2 separate regions of the Mus musculus genome follow, and region 1 is linked to region 2. The links are chromatin loops, found by intact Hi-C in ENCODE. Cell type or tissue: left cerebral cortex. All regions are shown on one strand. Each heading gives the region's core, and the rest is flanking DNA. Links, peaks and the distances in the headings are about the cores only. Region 1 has its middle 27 kb from the start of Sox5os3. Region 2 has its middle 14 kb from the start of Gm32069.

Evidence for each region. A loop is a pair of places that touch in the nucleus more often than their neighbours do. Peaks named below come from ENCODE experiments on the same cell type or tissue, not always from the same donor. Only the 100,000 strongest peaks of a DNase experiment are listed, where the experiment ranks them.
Region 1: it touches region 2 in a loop (2.5-fold over the local background); 7 of 42 quality-filtered maps call a loop at or near these places.

The regions. Positions count from the first base shown.
Region 1 is chr6:144,640,323-144,651,566 of GRCm38, forward strand. It overlaps a transcript of Sox5 not described here. Among named protein-coding and RNA genes, the nearest start is that of Sox5os3, 27 kb to the right of the region's middle. In left cerebral cortex, for the core only: a CTCF peak has its summit at 4,586; DNase peaks (open chromatin) are centred at 1,818, 2,471 and 4,586.
Region 2 is chr6:144,815,635-144,826,878 of GRCm38, forward strand. It overlaps the pseudogene Gm20124. Among named protein-coding and RNA genes, the nearest start is that of Gm32069, 14 kb to the left of the region's middle. In left cerebral cortex, for the core only: no CTCF peak of the experiment used is centred there; DNase peaks (open chromatin) are centred at 1,898, 2,578 and 5,978.

The DNA of each region.
Region 1 (11,244 bases), core at 1,317-9,316, 180 kb before region 2:
CTGCCAGTCACTGCCTTTGTCAGTTTATCCTTTCTTTCTTCTTTCGTGGGTTTTCCTCTTGCTATTGCTGTTTGTTGTTTTGAGATGAGGTTTCTGTCACTAACTCAGACTAGCCTCTTACTGTGTAGCCTAAACTGGCCCAAACTTATGGTGGTCCTCCTATCTCAGCCTCTGAAAGGCAGGGATAACAGATATGAGACCACAGGCCTAGCATATTTCATGAATTCCAATGCATTACTTGCTCTGAGTTTTGCCATTTTCTGCAAACATGGGGCAAGCACAGCTCTTTAAAATGAGTTTAGGTGTTACAAATCACATTTCACCAGAACAGAAAATATCTGGTTTAGTCAGCCTTTACTGGAACTCAGCTATCTAAGTTAGCACTTTCAGGTCACTGGGCTGCCCATGAGACATGGGGCTGAATGACAAGGCTGTGAGTCACACGGACTTTCATCCCCCAGTCTTCCCTTTGAGAGAGGGCTGAATTGACAGTGAACACTTGAAGTCACCATGCAATGGGAACTAAAACCCAGGTCTCCAAACCCTGGCCCAGAGCTCCTGAGTCTCCCGGGCAGCCCTCTAGGTTTCAGCTTCATGCAGACTAAGGCAGACACTAAGGTGACGCTATCAAACAGTGGCCAAGAAGACACAGATGAAGATGAGTAAATGACTATCTCTCAATTATACACTGGGTGGCTGGCCATGAGCCACACACAGGGCAGCCGTGTGCCACACATCAGGTAACTGTGTGCCACACACGTGGATGGCTGTGTGCCACATATCGTGTAGCCGTGTGCCACTCAGGGATCTCTTACAGCGATTCACTTGTTTTCTGAAACTCGGTCTCACCATGTGGCCACATTTCTCTGAATCTCACCATGTTGACCCAGCTAGCCTGGCACAGCAGGGTTCTCTGTTCATCCAGGGTTAGGCTTAGAGTAGTGTGTCACCATGTCTGGCCCATGCACTGCCTCATGGTAAACATCAGAACTCACGGTGTCTGAAGAAGATAGTCTGAAAGGTTTAGAAGATTGCTTAAGATCACAAGATAGCAAAGGACCAGAGTCAGGATTTAACGCCGGGGATGTCCCAGAAACAAAGCAAACTGCGGTTAGAGGCGTAAAAGTGAAATTCTCTCCATAATTTACTTGCTTTTCCCAGCCTCCCCCTTACTGGAGGCTCCAAACAGCCTTCCTTCACACATAGAAAATATGTAGGAGAATGGTAACCCTAGCCTATTCCATGTGTCCCCATCCCACAGTGCCTCACGCCATGTTATCTCTGGCTGTGAAGTCCCTCTTCCATCGATGTTCTTATCTCCCCCATGGTCATGATCCATTCCCCTCAGCGCTTATGAAATGAAACGCTTACTCAGCTTCCCTGGAAGTCATTAGCACTTTCAGGAAGCCTTCCCGCAGGACCCAGTGTCCTCCAGGGCAGTTGATTTGTCGTCCTCTGTTACTGCCTGAACTTTAAAACCACCTATGTACACAATGATTAAATGCATGATTTAATTTTATACATTGAATTTTCACATTCAAATATTTATAAGCCACCACTTCTTCACGCAGAGAGAGAGGCCTGCAGGTATGTGCGGATACATGTGTGTGTGTGAGCAGGCAGAGGCCAGAAGTCACTGTTGAATGCCTTCCTTAGTCAACGTCCCACTTGATTTCTTGGGGCAAAGCCTCTCACACTGAACTCAGATTTCACCAGTTTGGCAAGATCAGCAAGTTCCCAAGTGTTCTCCTGCCTCTGCCTCCACAGCTGGGATTGCAGGCATGCATATTTATAACCAGCTGCTGTGGGGTTATGAGTGAGTGCTAGGGAGCTGACCTCATGCTTGCAGGACACACAGGCTACTACTGACTACGTTATCTCCCCAGCCAGCAGTATCTGGGGAAAGCTCCTGGACAGTTGGTTACCTACCATGCCTATCCTGTTAGCAATGTACTTGAGACGGTTGTCACAGAAATCCTCAACTGCTACTCAATGGGAACCTTCTGGGGGGCTCTTGTGCTGTGACTGCCACGTTCTGACTTTCACAGGAACTTTCTGCTTCAGCCTGTTCCAGCAAAGGAACAGTTCCTATAAAGAGCAACCTCTTGACCCTGCATCGTAAAGAAGTGTGCCTAACCAATATTGATAGATCATTCATGTACATAGATTTGAATTGTCTGCAGGATTTAAAAGGTCACTTGAACCCTCCTGGGGATGGTAGACATCTCCACTCTCTTTACGAGTCCCCTTCAAAGTGTGAGATTACATCTGTGGGGGTATAGAATAAATACATACACTATGGTTAAGGTTTTTGATGGCTGAGATGTAGGGTTTTTGTGAGGATTAATTGGGTGCAATCTTTCATCTGCGTCTATTCAGCGTGTGTACCGTATATGAGCTATGCATCCAAGGACAGCTGCCATCCTATTTACAGCCCCATCTAAAAACAGCAACATTAAATCCATCTTCCATCTCTCTGAGGTCTTTGCAAGCGCAGAATCAACTCAGATGTTCTGTTTTAGAGCAAAATACATGAGGTGTGAATGTGTGTAACAGTAAAAGACTAACAGGCAGGGATGCACGCTGGTGGAAGTGGCCACCGGGGCTTGATAAAACATCCCTGCCTTTCCTAGTTCAGGAAGAGGCGAGGAAAAGAAACTAGAGAAAAACATCAGGGGGCAAATTAAAAAGGTGGGTCGCAGTGCCCACCCACCCCCATGCAGAAGGCTCAGAACCCAAATATTGATTTTTCAGGCCTTTTGATGCTGGCTGTGGAGACTTGGGACTAGACTGAAAGACGAATGACTGAGGTATGAGCTAACAGACCTCCCAAACCCTGCTCTGCAGCCCAGACTTCTTCAGGGTGAGTTAAAAGTGATCTTTCAGGTTGAGAAAGAGGGGAAAGCTGTGTGTTGGTTATCTGTTGGAACACTGCACATGAAACCCTTTAACGCAAACTCATGTAAATTTGATGACTATTATCAGAAGAGGCAAAACTCTTGATTTTATAACCAAACTATGACTAATCCTTCTGACTGATCCGAACAATCCTAGAACATTCATTCCAGGCATCAATCTTCCACTCCATGTCTCTGAGATACACACTCCTGTTTCACCAAGCCTCAAGTCCACTTTTCAAAAGTCAGCGTGAAAATCAGACATAGCAAGAAAAGAGAAGGCTGCTTCGTTGCCAGGATGGATGATCAAATTTGCTCTTTAAAAAACAAATAAACAACGAGTTTGCTCATCAGGTATTAAGACTGTTATTAAGCAAGCCACCCTTCCAAACACATTGGGAAGCCCGTGGGAAAGTGCCACTTTGAATTGTAGCCACGGCACAGGACATTGGAAGGCTACCAAGGTTTAAACATAAATGCTATGAATTCCTAGCTGTGTGGCCTCAAGGAAAATGCGACCATTCTGTGCTTTATCCACATAGTGACAAGGAACAGCAAGACAGTGTGTGTCAAGTTACTAGGACATGGTATGCCATGTGACAGACAAATATTGCCGGCCTGGCTCTCAGTGAGTTAATGATTAAAAGTCAGCTTCTTTTTCCCCCCTCAGGTGGAAATGAGATGGCAGAGTTCTGTAAAAGCTTCTGCAATGGAAATAACAAAGAATGGTTTATTTACTCTACGCTAGAACCTGAGCAAGTTACTTTACCTAAGTGAAAATACGCATGCATGTGATGCTCATGTATGTGTATATATGTAAGTACGTACGTGCATGCACACACATAACCATGCATTTGCTATTATACGTGAGTACATCGCCCTCCAACTGAAAACTGGAGTCTGGTCACACGGTCTGTCTTCTGGATTGTGCAGGGTCCGAAAGAGATAAGCCCGCCGGTATGACTCTGCCAGCACATCCCTCTATATTATTGTATTTATAACAAAGTAAACAAAGTGAGACATGCATCAGGATAACATCTAATCACACAGATCATACGCGTGCCACAGTTTGTCAGAAGATGGCTTAATGAAGGGGTAGAAACGCAGACAAGACTGATGCTTGCTACTGGAATGTTCATCTATTCCATGAGTAACATTGCTGAGATTGAAATTACTGCTTGTCATATTTTCATATGTGAAATTTGAATTGAGAAAAAAAAATCAATGACAGACCCAGAGGTGAGCGTACTACTGTCATTTTGCTAAGTGGACATGGTATCAAACTGCTCTCTACATTCATATCCCTATACTATACAGGGTAGCTCTCTGGCCCCATCAGGGAAACCTGTTTGTGTAGCAGATGGTGGTGATTACTGCAGAGACTCACAATTCACGGAAGTATAGAGAATGACTGAGTATGTGGTGTGTGTGTGTGTGTGTGTGTGTGTGTGTGTGTGTGTGTGTGATGTGCTGTGGGTGGGTGGGGGTGCTTAGCCAGCACAGGGCCTCCACCAAGGCTCAGGGACCATCTGAGGAGACAGAAAGACTGAAATAGCTGGAGGTCAGGGAGGACCAGAGCAAAACATCGTCCTCTGGATGTGAGCAGGCAGCTGTACTCAGGGTCTCACAGCAGCTGTGGCTGTTGCACAAGAAGAGCAAGCCAGTAGATGCTAGCTGCAGTTCCATGCTAGAACTGCAGGGGGCCCTTGGATCCCTACTCCTAACTGAAGATCTGCGGACATTGCTGGCTGCTGGGACGGGAGAGCTGTTTTCTTTAAGGGTGTGGGTCCTGTTAGGCCTACCATGTTCCATTGACTGGCCCCACGTCCAGAAGTATATTGGCAGTGTAAGTTGGAGTGGATGGCTATTAAATTAAAAACAAAAAGGAAGGGGAAGGACATGGGGTGGTTCTTTGAGGGGTTAATTTGAGGGTTAATATGATTAAAATGTATAAAATTCTCTAACAAATACAAATATTTATTTTAAAAAAATCAGTGTGATTTCCCCCATTATCTGAACCCATTGGCAGATCTGTTAGTGTGTGTGTTACTCTGAAATTTGCATTATCATCAACCATTGAATTACTGAAGGGCATCTTCAAGGCTCAGTGTAGTATACACCAATAATCTGTTGAAACAAATGCCCAAAGTTGGAGAACTGACAATGTAGAAAGTGCACGTCTCTGAAAGAAATAGGATTCACAGTCTTTGTCGTCAGATGCCCAAAAGTCAAGTCTTTCTCATTATTAACCCTGAGCATTTGCTGACTGGTGGAGCTTCCAAAGAGTCTCTCTTCAAATGGTTATAAGGCACTTGAGTACTTATAAAACATGGCCCATCCACACCTTTATTATTGCTGAGACAATCGTGCATTTTCAAAACTAGCATAAAGATGTAACCACTGCCACATTATACTTAAGGAGATTCCAAATCCGTCTGTTTTTCTGGATGAGTATGCTTATTAAAGTTAAGCACATGGATAAAATTAAAATAAATATCAACTATATGAAATTAGAGTAAGATTAAAAACTATGGGAGACACTGCCCAGTTACCTTTTTGTGCTGAGGACAGGGCTATGTCATGTTGCCACCAACAAGTTGTAGGAGTTACAAAGTCCTTTTCCAGTATTTCAGTTTGCATTACTGAGAAATAACCAAGGAAGTCTTTGTGTGACTGCAGAGGGATCCGTCTTGCATGTAACTTATTTCCAGTGACAATCACAAAGTGAAACTGGATAAACATCGCCAGTGGCTGCCTTGCCTATGCCAAGACATCGAGCAGGATGGTGAAGCCTTGCTTCCGGTCAGCCTGCCAAAGTTCTGAGCTCAAGACCTCACCATGAAAAGTTGAAAATAGCCAACTGAATACATCAGAAGGTCCTTTATGTATGAGAGTGCCATAAAACTGTTATCATTTTATATTGGAATTAAATCAAAATTTGACTCTGTGATAGAAGAGAATGTCACAGTATACCCTGTGGTGTATAACTGGTGCTGTGTTTTGCGTGTGATGGAAGACTTTGGCCTCCACGTGGACGTGTTGGTTTGGGGAGTTGAAGCTGCTCGTGGAGCTGTGACTGAGTTATGAGTTTGCATGATTTCAACCTTCCCTCTTCTCTCTCTCCTGCCATCCCATTCTCCCCTCCTCCTTCCCTCCCCCCTGTCCCCTCCTCCTTCCCTCTTCTGCTCTCCCCTCCTCCTTCCCTTCCCCTCTCTCTTTCCTGTCCTTCCCTTATCCCTTCCTCTGGTTTTCTCTTTCTTTCTTCTTTTTCATGAGTCAGAATCTCTCGATTTTAGCTTCAAGCTGTCCTTCACCTCAGAGCTCCTGCCTCTCCCTCCCAAGTGCCAAGTTTACTAACTGGCTTGTATTTTTTTAATTCTTCTATAATGATTCAGATGGTGAGTGTTTAGAAATCCTTCTTGAAGATTACGCATGTGCTTCAAAATGGAAGAGTAAGTGAGAAACGCAGATCTCTGAGAACAGAACACTAAGCCACAAAACACAGAAGCAAACTGTTCTGGTATCAGTTTAAGGCACACCCAGCAGATAGCAGGGGTTGAGAACTGACCAGATGGTTCTCAGATGGTAAAAAATGAGCAATCACAAAGTTGGCAACTACCTGCCCACTCCTCAATCAATGTATCCTAGCCATATACACTACCCTCCTACTCCTTAATCAGTGTATCCTAGCTGTATACACTACCCTCCTACTCCTTAGTCAGTGTATCCTATTTGTATACAGTACCCTCCAACTCCTCAATCAGTGTATCCTAGCTGTATACATTACCTGCCCACTCCACAATCAGTGTATCCTAGCTGTATACATTACCTGCCCACTCTCTCTGCCAGTGTATCCTAGCTGTATACACTACCCTCCCAGTCCTCAATCAGTGTATCCTAGCTGTATACACTAGGATACCCGCCCACTCCTCACTTACCTGCTGTCAGGTAACTAAGGAGACTGCCATAGAAGCATAAGACTTGTTTTTAAGTAATTGATTTTGCTTAATAATGACTGCAGCATGCATGAAATATGATATTGATAACTTCGGCATTCTAAAGAGAAACCTTAAAGTGCATCTTCATGAAAGGATAAAATTCTTCCCATTTAATAAGGAAGGTTATAAAAATATTAGTGGAGGTTGCTAAACCTACAGCAAGTTATTGCTGCTAACTGTTTATTGTGTTTAACTTACAAATTAAATTCTATTACAGGTACTTCTGGATAGCCAAGGGAAACTGTGCCCACAGAGCTCAGAAAGAGCTACAGGTCCATGTGTCCACCTGGGTCCCAAGACATTCCCTGAGGATAAATTCTTACATATTTCTATGTAAGAAGAAATAGCTGAATATCCTAGTTGTATGCAAACCCTTGACTTGGACTAATCACATAATCGGAATGTATAAGGAATCCTTTAAAAAATAGTTGCCTGAAAACACAAGTTGGGTAACTCCTGTGTTTGTGTGTAGGTGGGTACATGTATGTGTTTGTATGTAGGTGGGGACATGTATGTGTTTGTGTGTAGGTGGAGACATGTATGTGTTTGTGTGTAGGTGGGGACATGTATGTGTTTGTGTGTAGGTGGGGACATGTATATGTTTTAGGAAATGGGACACCAGCTTTGGTGCCACTCCTCAGGGCCACCCCTCACTTATTTTTGGAGACAGGGTCTCTTACTGGGCCTTGGAGACTTGCTAATTTTGCTAGGCTATAAGCCCAGGATCCAGCCAGTCCCCCCCAACCCCCTATGCTCCACCCCCCACTCTCCCTCCACCTCCTCACCTTCCCCTCTCCAGATTTTTTTTTTTTTTTACTTAAAAGGAACAATGACTTCCTGAGAGAGTACTATATGCAAAGAGGTTTTAAAAATCTGGGGGTGTGGGGGAGATCATGTCTGCTGATCTTGAGCATAAAACAAACATTCCTCTCCGCCACCCTAAGCTGTATATGTGACAGTGGGCTGGCCTCCTCCTATCTTGTTTGGCATTTATGCAATCCTCCTGCATTCCACCAAATCTCCCTCCTCCCTAAGCACATGGAATTCCTGACTCCCCTTAAGTATGTACAAATTACAACCTAGACCTTTCAAATCAAGCTTTGCTTTTCGACCCAGGAGTAGCTAGGAGAACAAGTATTTTCACTAGTTAATAGAATCCAAGCTTGCCTTTAGCACCTTTTACCACCAAAGTGTTGGTTTCCCCTCCCCCTCCCCTGTCTAAAGCGACCATGGCATTCTAGGACGGCCTGCTAGAGGCACAAGTTCACAGTAAGTTCAGAAGAAAGGAATGTTCAAAGAAAACCAAACCCATGGCATTATGGGTAGTGATAGGGAATGTTGACAAAACAATGATAAACAATGGGGGAAAAAAAAGAAATAATTAAGTGCTCTGAAGCCCTGTATCAGCATCTTCTGTGAAGTTTTTTAGGAAATTGTTTTATTGTGTGTGGTTTCATGGAGAGATACCAACCCAGCCTGGCAAGGAGCGCTCTGCCGGCGTAATAATTGTAAACTTTTTTTTTGTTGTTCTTGTAATAAAAAAGAAAACGGGCAAATATGTCTGCCTGAGATAAGACTTTCTGAAGAAAATATAATACATGGAAATCCTTTCTTGAAGTGCTTTGTGGATTTAAAGAGGTAGGAAACTTAAGACACTGGAGTTACAATAAACACTGGCGTCTAAACAAGGTGTGAAAAGTCGGACCATGCTCGTGCCTCTGCGGCTAGAGCAGGGGAGTGCCAGGAAAGAAAGGAAGCAGACACTACAGCCTATGAAGGCACCCCAGCAAAATCTCTGAGCTGCTGAGATGCACACAAGAGATGGCTTAATCCCCAGCTCCATACATAATGCAGTTCTGACTCTCAAACAGGCATGGCTCTGGCCACCCGCTGGGTCAGTTTCCGGGAGAGCACGCATCCATTTGAGCTTGGGCATTCCAATAGATACTAGCTAGATGCTTTGGAGTGGATGGGGTATGAAGAGCTCTGTTAACTTGTCATGATGGCATATGCCTTTCTCTAAGCGCTCTGCGCTCAGGCAGCAATGGAGGTAGGCAGATCTAGGCCAGCCAGATCCGCCCTAGTTCCGGATCAGCTGGGACTCCACAGTGAGACTCTATTTCATAGCCAACAACAAACAAATCAAAACCCTTCCTGGCATCTATAAACATCTGGGAGCAGAATCGATAAGAATTAATATGTGACGTGTTCAGGGTGGTTCCTATTAGGGAGAAAACCTGATTTTTAAACTTTAGGATGGGAGTCCTAAGCACATCAGACTGTGGGGGATCAGGAAACAGGTAACTTATTAGCAGGCGTGGAGGAGTAAATTCGAGGGCTCTAACATAGGAGCCATCCTATCATTTGGACGGAAATCAAGCCAGCCAGTGTGGCTGGCGGGGAGCAAGCCAGAGGATGGAAGTTTATAATGAGTCAAAGGGACCTGTGATTTCAGTCATTAGGAAGCTGAGGCAGGAGGATGGTGGATTTTGAGGTCAACGTTGGCTAAATAGTGAATTCTGGATTAGCCTGGGCTACAGTATAAGACCCTGTCCTAAAAACTAAGAAACAGAAAGAAAAAAAAAAAAAGGACTAAGAGGAGGCTAGACCCTTTGTTTGGAAAGAGGAGGGAAGCCTGGGAGAATTATTCATGATGTAACATGTGGTCGGCATTTGTTTCCAAGAATAATTATAATTTTTTTTTTTTACTTTTTAAGATTATGGAACATGTTTTAAAACATTTTTAGGCTCAAAATGAGTGTACAACATTAATAGTGGGGAAAGGGAACATAGAAACTACAATACTAAAATGTGACCACCACAAAATCACTTCCCTTTGCGGGACCCCCGAAGAAGCCACACCAATGCAGGGACTCCCCTTTACCACCAGTTGAAAAATCACTGACTGAATTCACATCGCCAGCCAGTGGGACTGTTTGCAAACGAGACCAACTGATCCTGTCATATCTCTAGGAGACAATTTACTTCTTTACATAAACTAGGTCCCTAAAGAGAAAACAAAGGACTGGTTCTGCTGCTGTCAGTCAAGTGTCTGTTTTGTTTGGCGCGTAAAGGGCTCTAGCAGGAGGGATATACTGTCGTATCTGAGAGATGTGTGCTGAGGAAGATCTGGTTGGCTATGGGAGGTTGGTTATGCTTGGCCTGGCAGGCGGCCCAAGCTACATAGTAGTCAATCTGGGCTCAAAGCAGACCATACTGACCATGATCAGGGTGACTGGCTGACACTCAAGTTTCCTTCAGTAGAAAAACTGTGTAGATGAAGCATAGAAGTCAGCTTTCCCGCTAGCTGACCTATGTGGCACTTCAGAGGATGGATACAAAAAAAATGCAGTGTCCTGCCCTTAAAGGAGAGCTTTGCTCGTCCACGTTACAAATGCATCCCATTAATTTAGCATCCAGGGAAGGAGAGATTGACCATGTCTTTGCACTGACCCTGCTTCCCAACACAAAGACCCTGCAGTCTTTAAAATGGGTATATTGTCCAAGGGGGTTGATGTGTGGGGATGGAGAGAGGGATGTGAATCCATTTGAGGGGGTTACTTTATATTCTTTCTTAGAGAGTCCCTAACCCAGGTTTTGCTTCAATAGCACATTCTTCAAAAAATGTGAGCTGAGAGAACTGTTCTACTTTGAAAGGAGCGATGGGGAAATCCATGAATTCTGTTAGTAAAAGGTGTGTGTGTGTGTGTGTGTGTGTGTGCACTTTACTGCCAAAAAATGGAGTGAAGAATCAAATAGTTATTTAAGATCTGAGCCACGAAAGTCAACACAAAGCTTCCATGGTGAGTGTAAATTCACCACTCTTGGTTAAGCACAGGATCTGAAACCTATCCGAGTCCACCTGTAGGAAGCATTGTCCTGTTCTGTCCCAATATCTGCTGGTCCTCCTCCACTGCCTGTCCACAGCAGTCCAACCAATCTCAGCTCTCAGCTGTGCAGCTGTAGACACTGATGTCTGCCCCATTCCCCGCCCCAAGGCTGCTGAGATCTAAACATTACTAAATGCTGAGGTCCAGAGACAGACCGGAGCCTCTGCTGCAGCATCCTGGCATCCCCAGACCCCTCACAGAATCTGCCAAGGCCTCCACCGGAACTCTCTGTCTTGGTTCACCCTTCCATCTACCTATCCTCCACTCACAGCACCCCCCCCCCAATCATTTCCAAGAAGAACACATCACCTGAAATTCACAGATGCAAATATCAGAAGCCCAGAGTATGTTCTCAAAGGAGGCTGAGCACAGACATACTACTTTGAGAATAAATATTAAATGTAACATTCTGAAGTATCTAAAAGAATTAAAAATTGAAAGAGAGAAAACGAGTCTGCT
Region 2 (11,244 bases), core at 1,312-9,311:
CACACACACACGCACACACCAACTGGGGAGCTGGCTTATTCTCTGGGAAACATTTATCAGCAAATGGTCCATTAACTTCTACTCAACTATGGAGATTTAAGGTCACTCACTGGGCATGACGGTCGGCTCTAACTTCCGATAAGTAGAATAAACAAACACCCACTCCAGTATAAACTAGTTTTACTTTCTCTCTTTGAGCTTTAAAAGCCAAGTTCTCCTTGCCAGCATCCCATGACTGTCTGTCCTTCATTATCTTGTCTACTCTACTTCTCAGTAAGGAGGTGCTGGAGTCCTCAGTGCCATATTGCTGACAAACAAGTTAAAGGATGCTGGAGATGGCTCTGGATAGCCCTTGATATCTTCACCTTCATCGGGTGAGGTTTGATTGACCCATGTAAATATATTTGAGGGACTGAGGGTGGCATGAGAACTAAGAAGGTGCACTGCTTTTGCAGAACACCTGACTTCATTCCCAGAATTATTTATGTCTGATTACATGTGTTTAACTATATTTTGAAATAAAGAAAAACAGGAGAAATCTCTCTCTCTCTCTCTCTCTCTCTCTCTCTCTCTCTCTCTCTCTCTGTGTGTGTGTGTGTGTGTGTGTGTGTGTGTGTGTGTGTGAGAGAGAGAGAGAGAGAGAGAGAGAGAGAAGATAGATAGATAGATAGATAGATAGATAGATAGATAGATAGATAGATAGATAGGTGTTGTATATATAATCCCAGTAAGGAGGCTAAAGCAGGAGAATTCTGTGACTTCAAGATGGCCTGGACATAGCAAGTATGAAGTAAGCCCAAATTACAGGATGAAATCTGTTCTTAACAACCCAACCCAACCAAAACCAACTCAACCTAATTCAACCCATTCCTATGGTGGAAATATATATATATATACACCCACACATATCCTGAGGTGTCTCATAAAATGAGGGCTTTTCTCCTTCCTGTAATAAATTTTCATGTTATTCTATTTATTTTCACATCTATTCAATAGACAGATGTAAGAGGGGGAGATTTGAAAACACTCTTAGGAAAAGTAAAACTGTCAGTTGCCCACCACATAAGCTGTAATATCCATGTAAGTCTGAAAACACTTACAAAGCAATGAAGACCTTTATCAGATATCATGAAAAGGGCTTGCAGTAAAGACATCCCCAAGTCACATACACACTTTAAGCGCACTTAGGATGTAGATGGTAAGAAAGACTGATGAGGTTGCATGAAATAAAAGATTAAATAGCAGCATAAGTAGATGGTATTGTACACTGCTATCATTGTTTCTCAGCTCATAAGACACTTACATTTACTTCCACCTTTGGGTTGGGTTGAGTTAAGTTAAGTTGGGGTTGGGTTGGGTTGGGTTGGGTTGGGCTGGGTTGGATTGGGTTGGGTTGAGTTAGGTTGTGTTGGGTTTGGGCTGGGTTGGATTGGATTGATTTGGGTTGGGTTGGCTTAGGTTTGGGTTGAATTGGGTTGATTTGGGTTGGGTTGGGTTTGGGTTGGGTCGTAATGGGTTGGGTTGCTGAGAGCAGATTTCATCCTGTAGTTTGGGCTTACAGGCCAGTCTTGAACTCATAGAAATCCTCTGCTTTTGCCTCCCTAGTGCTGAGATTATGGACATTTGGCACCATGCCTGGCTTTGCCTGTTTCTTTATCTGCAAAATGACAGTGCACCCTTCTTCTATCACAGAATTGGTAAAAGCAAAGTGGCCTCAAGTACCCATTCCTCAGTCCTTAAGACTGTCCTGTAGAGATGGGGAGTTAGATACTATAAATATTCATGGTAAAGTAGGAAGGTGGCCTCAGAGAAGCTGCAGGAATGTTGAGAAAGGATGTCAAGGCTCCACCCCCAGCTCTGTGTGCGGATAAAGCCATTATGCACAGACATATGGAAGCAGACAATGAAGCGTGACTAAGGGAAGTGGCTGAGCCATTTGCACTGAACAAGCCTTAAAATGAGTGCCTGCAAATAAGGAAGCAAAAGGAGGTGGAGTGCAAACTTAGCAGCAAGAGATGCGTTCAGACGCTGTGTGAGGGGCAGCAAGGTCAACAGTCTGTCACACAGGTTAAAACTGCTGTTCTGGAGTTGCACAATCAGAGCCTATGCTCAGAACAGTGCTGTGGTGAGGAGGTTCAGGATGGTCAGGAGAGGAGAAGGGACGGGGCTGCTGGTAATGTATGAGGTCAACTGACATGAAACTTAGAAGGGGTTCTAAAAAGCTAGAAGAAACATGGCTGACTGTGTAATGTGGGAAGTGAGAAGGATGGCTGGGGTGTAGAGTCAAAGGGGGTGCTGAGCTTTCTAGCTTGACCTCCAGCATATTTATAAAAATAGACAATGGGTTTGAAAGGGGAAACGAGGGGTTCAGTTTTGGGTTTGTTGAGCAAAGGCATCTTGCTATGTTGTACAACCTTTTGGGGAGACCCTGGCTTCTGCCACAGGAGCATTCCCTCTACCGTGCTTTGTAATGCCAAGTGAAATTTATGTTCAACTAATGCATGGGCTCTAGGCAATCCTGAGTTACCAGTGCCCACTTCCTCTTTTCGAAGCAGCTTTTGCACACAACCACCAGTTGTGGTGGAAGCCAGACATCTGTGGGCAGCATCAGTGCCCGTTTTAGGCAGCACTGTGGAACCTCGGAATGGGCACTGGCAAAGCTCTTCCCTTTTCTGTGTGTGGTCTTCTGCTCTGGGTGCCACCCCTGTATCAACATTCTGTCAGGTAGGGAGAGCTAGCCAGGGTCTCCCTCAATTCCCATCTCTGAGGAGAAGGTGTGGCACTAAGTAAGCGAATGGATGGGGCAAGGGCTTGATGACTGAGGGCAGTATCTGGCCAACTTATTTACTCTAAGAGTCTGGGTTCCACAGAACACACTGGCTAGCTAGATTAGCTGCATCCGTGAGCTCTGGATTCAAGTGGGAGACTGCACCTCGATATGTAATCTGATTGAAGAAAATATCCAGTGTCAACCTCTGGCCTTACATGCATGTGCATACCCATGTGCATCATATATATGCAAATATGCACACGCATGCATGCACACACATGCATGCACATACACACAGTAGCCATTTTAACCCGTTAAGCACATAGTTCCATTGTGGAGCACTTGTCTATAATACGCAAGGACCTGCGTGTCAATCCTCAGTAATATAAAAGTAAACAAATAAGGAAGAAAATAAATAAGCCATGTAGAAAAGAGGCCTGCACATTAATGGAAGGAAGTATTACAGATGTGTCTCATACTGCCACAGAATTTTGAGAACAAGATCATAACTTAGCACTTTAAATAAAATTATATCACACTAGCAATTATCCACTCGTGAGCCTCACTGGCTTGGGGAGTCATTCACAATTGGACGATACACTCTCACTCCTAGTAGTTAGCCATGACTGGATGAGAAGAAATGACCTTGTGCAGAAATAAGTTTCTGTGGAGAGGCTGGCAGGAGCTCGTGTGGGCCCAAACCATATGTGCACTGTCAAGGACTCTCTTCATAATCTGCAACCTGAACTGACTGGTGGTCTGGTGTGAACCTCCGGCTAGTGTGGCTCCAGGCGTGCGAGGAAGCTGCACGCTCCAGAGAGACCAGATCTTACAACGGGGACCACCAATATCACACCTTCGTTTGGCCTTCCCTTTGAGTTAATCATTAAGACGAGAGTCTTACGTGTATGTGCACACGTGTGTGCATGTTCACTGCTTCAGGACATGTGCAGGTTGAGTACATTGCACGCATATGCATAGGAACACAGGTGCTTTCCTCATTATGGAACTGATTGCTTGGATTACATGTGATCTCCTTTAGCATGGAGCTTTCCTGTGAGAATGGTCCCTGTTTAGGCCACACAGGTTGGCTCACTTTCTTAATCCCAGCACTCAGAAGGCAGAGGCAAGTGAATCTCCGTGAGTTCAAGGTGAGCCTGGTTTACTTAGTGAGTTCCAGAACAGCAGGGCCTGTTTAGGGAAACTCTGTCTCAAGAAAAGAAAAGAAAAGAAAAGAAAAGAAAAGAAAAGAAAAGAAAAGAAAAGAAAAGAAGAGGAGAGGAGAGGAGAGGAGAGGAGAGGAGAGGAGAGGAAAGGAAAGAGAAAAAAGAGAAGAAAAGAAAACAAAAGAAAACAAAAGAAAACAAAAGAAGAGGAGAGGAGAGGAGAGGAGAGGAATGGAGAGGAGAGGAGAGGAAAGGAAAGGAGAGGAGAGGAAAGAAAAGGAGAGGAGAGGAAAGGAAAGGAAAGAGAAAAAAAGAGAAGAAAAGAAAACAAAAGAAGAGGAGAGGAGAGGAGAGGAGAGGAGAGGAGAGGAGAGGAGAGGAGAGGAGAGGAGAGGGAAGGGGAGAGGAGAGAAGAGAAGAGAAGAGAAGAGAAGAGAAGAGAAGAGAAGAGAAGAGAAGAGAAGAGAAGAGAAGAGAAGAGAAGAGAAGAGAAGATTCTGCTCCTGATAACTCCTGAAGGAGGTTTTTTTATTTTGGCAACTCACTCCTATTGAGGCCTCTTTGCAACAATAAATAACAACATAAGTATATATTTAAAGAAAAGGTATAATGCTTACTTTTTTTAAAAAAAAATGAAAGTTAGGCATGGTGGCATGTGTCTATAACCCCAGATTTGGGAGGCTGAGACAGGAAGAGTGCTGTGAGTTTTCAGTGTCAGCCTGAGCTACACAATTCGTTTCAGGCTAGCCAGGGCTATATATGGAGACCCTGTCTCAAAACCAAGCAAAAACCAAGCAAAACTCTTTTGGAAGAGCCTACGCTATAACGGATAACAATATCATAAAACATAAAATCTAACGCACACAACAAATATATGTTTGAAAGGAGAGACAGAGACAGAGAGTCATAGAGAGGTTAAATGTGGGCCAACTACACCAAAGTGAAAGGCCCCCAACTTAGGGAAGGACCCAGCAGAGACAGGGAAGCTGTCCACACGAACCAACTTTCAGGGTAGAATATGCACCCTGAGTGGTGTCCAGGCATTAGAACCAGGTCTTTAAACTCATCATGCAGTTGTATCTGTTTGAATGAAAGAAGAAAGGATCAACCCCCACTCCCCAAAAATGGTCCACTCTTTGGTCTACAAGTTGGCAATGCAGCCATCTCAACCACAAACTGCTAGTCTCTATCAGACCCAAACAGCCTAAAGCAGAGGGACCTTGCTCGATTTTTCTCCTCTTCCCCGTGTGTGGTCCCCCTGAAGCATGGTAGCGTTGAGTCACACGTTTGGGTCCTGAAGCCCTCAGTGTTCTCTGTGGCCACCATGCTTATCAGGCGATTGCCTGGATGAGCTGCCATCCGACTCAAGAGGAGATGGGTTCTGTACCTCACTGGCTCACCATGCAGGCTGACTGGATGCCATTCATTGTAACTGCGGTGTTGGTGTGTGGAGATGCTGTTCGAGTGATGCTTCAAGGGAGAAAAATGTCTGAGAAAGGCCGAGACAGTAACATTTCCTCAAGTCTACCAGGACTCCACCCTCCACAGTCTTCAGAATTAGTTTTAGTGAACATCGTCTAACTTCCTAATTTGCTGGCTGCGTGTTTCTTATTTTATTAAGCAGATATTTTTAACCCAGGTGCTATTTTTAACCCAGGAGCTATTTAAAGCATCGAGATAGACCAAGGGTGGAAAATCACTACCAGAACGCTGGGTTGTCAAACACCAACATAAAAAAGGCATCTTATTTCTCTGTTTTGGTTCTTCCTTCAAGGGATCATACAGCAAGGGCTCACCTAACTTTTCAGAGACTTTGACAGTGTCCCTGCTAGGTCAGGACAGGTGGGATGTGGCCGCCTTCCCGGGGTCATCAGATTAGGAAACCATTCATGTTTTCTTGTGGGATTGTATGCCCACCTCAAAATTAAAGTAAAAGACATGAAGTTAGGAAAGCAATTTCTCATCCCCATGAGTCATAGCCAACATGGTCTGACTAAAGCACAGCCACTCATGGATCTAGATCCTTTCCCAACACTGTTTTAAACAGTCTAGAGCATCCTGCCTTTCCGCTCAGTGTAAAGGCTGGGATGTCTCATAATGTCTCCAACACACCCAACACCTTGATTTAAAAGCTCTCAGCATTATTTCTTCAGGGGCATGAGTGGCATTGCTAGCCTGTGCCAACCTCTGGGTGCTTGTTGACTAACTCTGTTTAGAGTTCCGGGGCTGGTTGGCTTAACTCTTGGTTGGTGTGGAGCCTTGGCTGAACAGCAGCCGTCACTAGGTACCTCACACGGTTTCTTTCTGGGCCCTGCTACCAAGCTTCGACTCTGAAGTCAAGTTCACAGGGCTAGGTCCTACAGCTGAGCTCAGCTACAATCAAGAGAGAGAGAGAGAGAGAGAGAGAGAGAGAGAGAGGGAGAGGGAGAGGGAGAGGGAGAGGGAGAGAGAGAGAGAGAGACAGAGAGACAGAGAGACAGAGAGACAGAGAGACAGAGAGACAGAGAGACAGAGAGAGAGACAGAGAGACAGAGAGAGAGACAGAGAGAGAGAAACAGAGAGAGAGACAGAGAGAGAGACAGAGAGAGAGAGACAGAGAGAGACACAGAGAGAGAGAGACAGAGAGAGAGACAGAGAGAGAGACAGAGAGAGAGAGACAGAGAGAGTGAGACAGAGAGAGTGAGACAGAGAAAGAGATCTAGGTGGGCAGGGGCTGGGAAACTGCCAGTTCATTCTCTATGATGTTCTTGTTGTTGTTATTGTTGTTGGTGATGATGGTGGTGGTGGTGATGATGGTGATGTTGTTGTTTCTTTTCCTCTCTTTCAGCTGTTTCTGCATCTGTTTCCACAATGGGTTTGTTTTCTTAATTGTCTTGTTACCTCCTGAAATAGGACCATCAATAAAGAAAAGTGGGTTAAGACTTGGCCTGGGCAAGATGGAAGGGTTTTTGCAGGCCCCATTTGTTACTGTTGCTTTTTTTATATTATAGCTGTTCCCACTGGCACTAATTCAGTATTGTATTTAGGTTTTGTGAGCATTGGATGGAGAGGTTTAATTAAAAACAGTCTTGAGGAACAGCCGCTGACCAGACCCCAGCACTTGCAGGGCCTCCTCTTCCAGTCGCTCCACACCCTGGTTCCTTTATCACTTCATTATCTCAAGTCCAATGTTGACTCGGTCGATTTCCTGTTTGAGTCTGAGCCAATCCCTTGAAGTTATTTCAGTATCGTAGCACGGACAGCACAAGGTTCCCCGGGAACGTTACCACCGTTTACCATTTTCTCTATTGTCTCTTTCCTTCCTAATGACAAGCGCAGGGAGGTATTTCAAGCAGGCACTTAATAACCCGGGTGCTTTCGATGCTCTAACTGTGACCACTGGCCAGCGCTGATAGTAACGGATCTGCAGAAGTGTTCAGACATTCCGTGCACACGCAGGTACCTTGGAGGAATTTTTATAGGAAGACTTCGGTCAAGGCACCACTTTCCCTGCTGTATTTGTATCCTTAGCTTTTCCATCCCTCGTAGCTCTGTCTTGAAATACCAGCAAACAACCTGAACAGGGGCTTTCTGTTTCACTAACACAGCCGATAAAACGGAGCCAAAAGGGTTGATGGAATATCCTTCAGGAATAGCCGTCCTGGAAGTGAGGACAGCTCAACACTTCGGCAGTGTGAAAGTGGGGGGAAAAAAGTTCATTTTTGTTCAGCCTCCTCATCTTATATCTGAGAAAACTGGGGGCCGGAAAGGCTATGTAATCTGTCTGGAATTGCCCATTTAGTGAGAGCTGTGATTTCTAAGGGGACATCCACCTTGTTCTTTTTAAGATTTTGTGTTTATTTTCAACTACGTGTATGGGATACATACACATGAGTGCGAGCATAGTGCCCACAGAGGCCACACAGGTGCCGAGAGCCGAGCTCACATCCCATGAAGAGCAAAAAGTGTTCTTAACTACCTGCCTTTTAAGACAGAGTCACTCACTAGAACCTATGGTTCCTGGACTAGGCTAGGCTGCCTGTCCAGAGAGACCCACCAGGATCTTCCTCCCTGGTATGGGATTCCAAATGCAGGCTACAATGCCTGGCTTTAGGGTACAGCGTATGGCTTTTTAAATGGGTGCTCATGCTTTTGTGGCAAGCTTTTTAACCGACTAAGCTGTGTTCTCAACCTCTTTAAACTTTAAGCCTCCAATTTTATTTTATGTGTGTTCTTTGACAAATTTGAAGCATCGACTGAAATACATCGTTCCTCATTATTCCCAAGCCCCTCCCCCATGCCCCTCTGCGGCCAATCCGCTCCCTGCCCTGGATGAGGACGCTGCCTGTCTGTTTTCTTCCATTGCAGTTTATCTTTTCTAGATGTTGGTAAATGTGGCTGTCTTGCAGTTTGTACTTTCATGTTTGACATTTAAAAACTCATCTTTTATATATCAGTACTGATGTAGGGGTTCTGAGAACAACACGACCTTTCATGACCCATCCGGATGAGAGCCAGGACCTAAGATGCTGGACACTCACAGTCATCAAAGACTGACTTGACACGGGAGCATCAAGCTTGCTGTGGACTCGTGAGAATACGCAAAGCAGAAGCAGGCATAGTAGGAAATATTACGGATAAGTGAAAATGGGAGTGACGTGAAAATTTTTAAAAATTGAAAAAATTTCCAAGCGTTGGGAAGGGTTTCTAGAGGGAAAAGGTCGCTGATATTGCTTTGTCTAAGGTTTCACACAGCATGGGCTGAGTAACCTGTCAACTGGATAAGTCTCTGTACTAACGTGGGCTGAGCCAATGGAGGGCCCGCATGCTCATGCACGTGCCCCGCACCCGCACCCGCCCCCATCCCCATCCCCACCCCCACCCAAAGGCTGAGGTGCCCTGTGCTGCTCTCTCCTCCCCCACCCCACCCCACCCCACCCCCTACCCTAGCCTCCCACCCCGCTGAGCTCTGCCTTGACTCTGCTAGCTGGAGGCCTCGGTTATCTGTCGTTAGTTAACAGGCTGGAGCTGCTAGCCCTGACCTCACAGGATCCCCAAAGCCACCAAGAAGCGGTGACTGTGTTCTTGGTGCCTGTCTGGGACTCTCCAGGGTCTGTTTCCTGAACTGCAGCAGGTCCCTAGGAACCGTGGTTACTTTTAACGCGTTCCATTCTAGCTTTATTAGAAGCAACATAAGAAGCAGGAATACGTGATAAGCATCCGTGCCTAGAACGGGTTTTAACAGAGAAAGCTATAGAAGAAGCCAGCCAGCCCAGACCATCAGCGCTGCTTGGCTATCTCATATCCAGCTTCGGGTGACTTTGTCTCTCACGCTTGGTGCCCCTGGCAACACTGTTTTAACCCTTCCATTCCCATATTTTCCCTCATGTCCATCCCCACTGTTGCGCATATGTGAGTGACTATCTTGGTTCCTTTACCTACTGCTGACTTCCTGTGTGCTGCTGCCTGCCTGCTGTTTATGTATTGGTCATTTCCTTTTAATTAAAAACATACTATTTTACTCTATGTATTTTTTATTTATTTACTGTATGTAGGAACCCATGAGTACATGTCCCCACACCTACACATACAGAGTCAAGGGGACAGTTTTAGAAAGTTGGTTCTCTTCTTCCACATGTGGTCCTGGGAATCGGACTCCGGTCATCAGGCTTACAGCAGATGCCTTTGTCTGCTGAACTATCTCGCCAGTCCCAACATTTGTGTTATCTTTATTTATTCAGTGTGTGTGTGTGTGTGTTAGTAGTACATGTACCATGGCACATGAGTGTGGGGTATATGTATGTGTGTGTGTTTATGTTCATAGTACATGTACCATGGCATACATGTGTGCGGTGTTTGTGTGTGAGTATGTTATAGTAGTGCATGTACCATGGCACATGTGTGTGGGGTATATGTATATGTGTGTTTATGTTAGTAGTGCATGTACCATGGCACACATGTGTGTGTTAGTAGTGCATGTCCCATGGCACACGTGTGTGTGTTAGTAGTGCATGTCCCATGGCACACGTGTGTGGGGTATATGTGTGCATGTGTGTGTTTATGTTAGAAGTACATGTACCATGGCACACATGTGTGTGTTAGTAGTGCATGTCCCATGGCACACGTGTGTGGGGTATATGTGTGCATGTGTGTGTTATGTTAGTAGTACATGTACCATGGCACACATATACCCCACACACATCAGTTCTGTCCTCCTACATGGTACTCCATGAACTCAGGCCACCACGGGCATCCTTAGTGACTGAGCCATTTCAGCAGCTCCCCCACCTGTCCTATAGCAGTGTTTCGTTGTATAACATGTTCTGTTGGTCCACCCCACTGGCTCTTTCCTGCTTATGGTCTTTATCAACACATGATGCCATGACCGGGTGCCATGAACATCTTCCTGAGGTCATGGGCTTCCAGTTCTCTTCAATGAAGACTTAAGAATGGAATGACGTCGAGACTCGAGCCCCGGGCTACCTTGCCAGCAGAGTCTTGCCCAACACCCGCAAGGGCCCACACGGGACTCCCCATGGGACCCTAAGACCTCTGGTGAGTGGAACACAGCGCCTGCCCCAATCCAATCTCGCGGAACTTGAGACTGCAGTACATAGGGAAGCAGGCTACCCGGGCCTGATCTGGGGCACAAGTACCTTCTGCTCGACTCGAGCCCCGGGCTTCCTTGCCAGCAGACTCTTGCCCAACACCTGCAAGGGCCCACACGGGACTCCCCACGGGATCCTAAGACCTCTGGTGAGTGGAACACAGCGCCTGCCCCAATCCAATCGCGCGGAACTTAAGACTGCGGTACATAGGGAAGCAGGCTACCCGGGCCTGATCTGGGGCACAAGTCCCTTCCGCTCGACTCGAGACTCGAGCCCCGGGCTACCTTGCCAGCAGAGTCTTGCCCAACACCCGCAAGGGCCCACACGGGACTCCCCACGGGACCCTAAGACCTCTGGTGAGTGGAACACAGCGCCTGTCCCAATCCAATCGTGGGGAACTTGAGACTGTGGTACATAGGGAAGCAGGCTACCCGGGCCTGATCTGGGGCACAAGTCCCTTCCGCTCGACTCGAGCCCCGGGCTTCCTTGCCAGCAGAGTCTTGCCCAACACCCGCAAGGGCCCACACGGGACTCCCCACGGGATCCTAAGACCTCTGGTGAGTGGAACACAGCACCTGCCCCAATCCAATCGCGCGGAACTTGAGACTGCGGTACATAGGGAAGCAGGCTACCCGGGCCTGATCTGGGGCACAAGTCCCTTCCGCTCGACTCGAGACTCGAGCCCCGGGCTACCTTGCCAGCAGAGTCTTGCCCAACACCC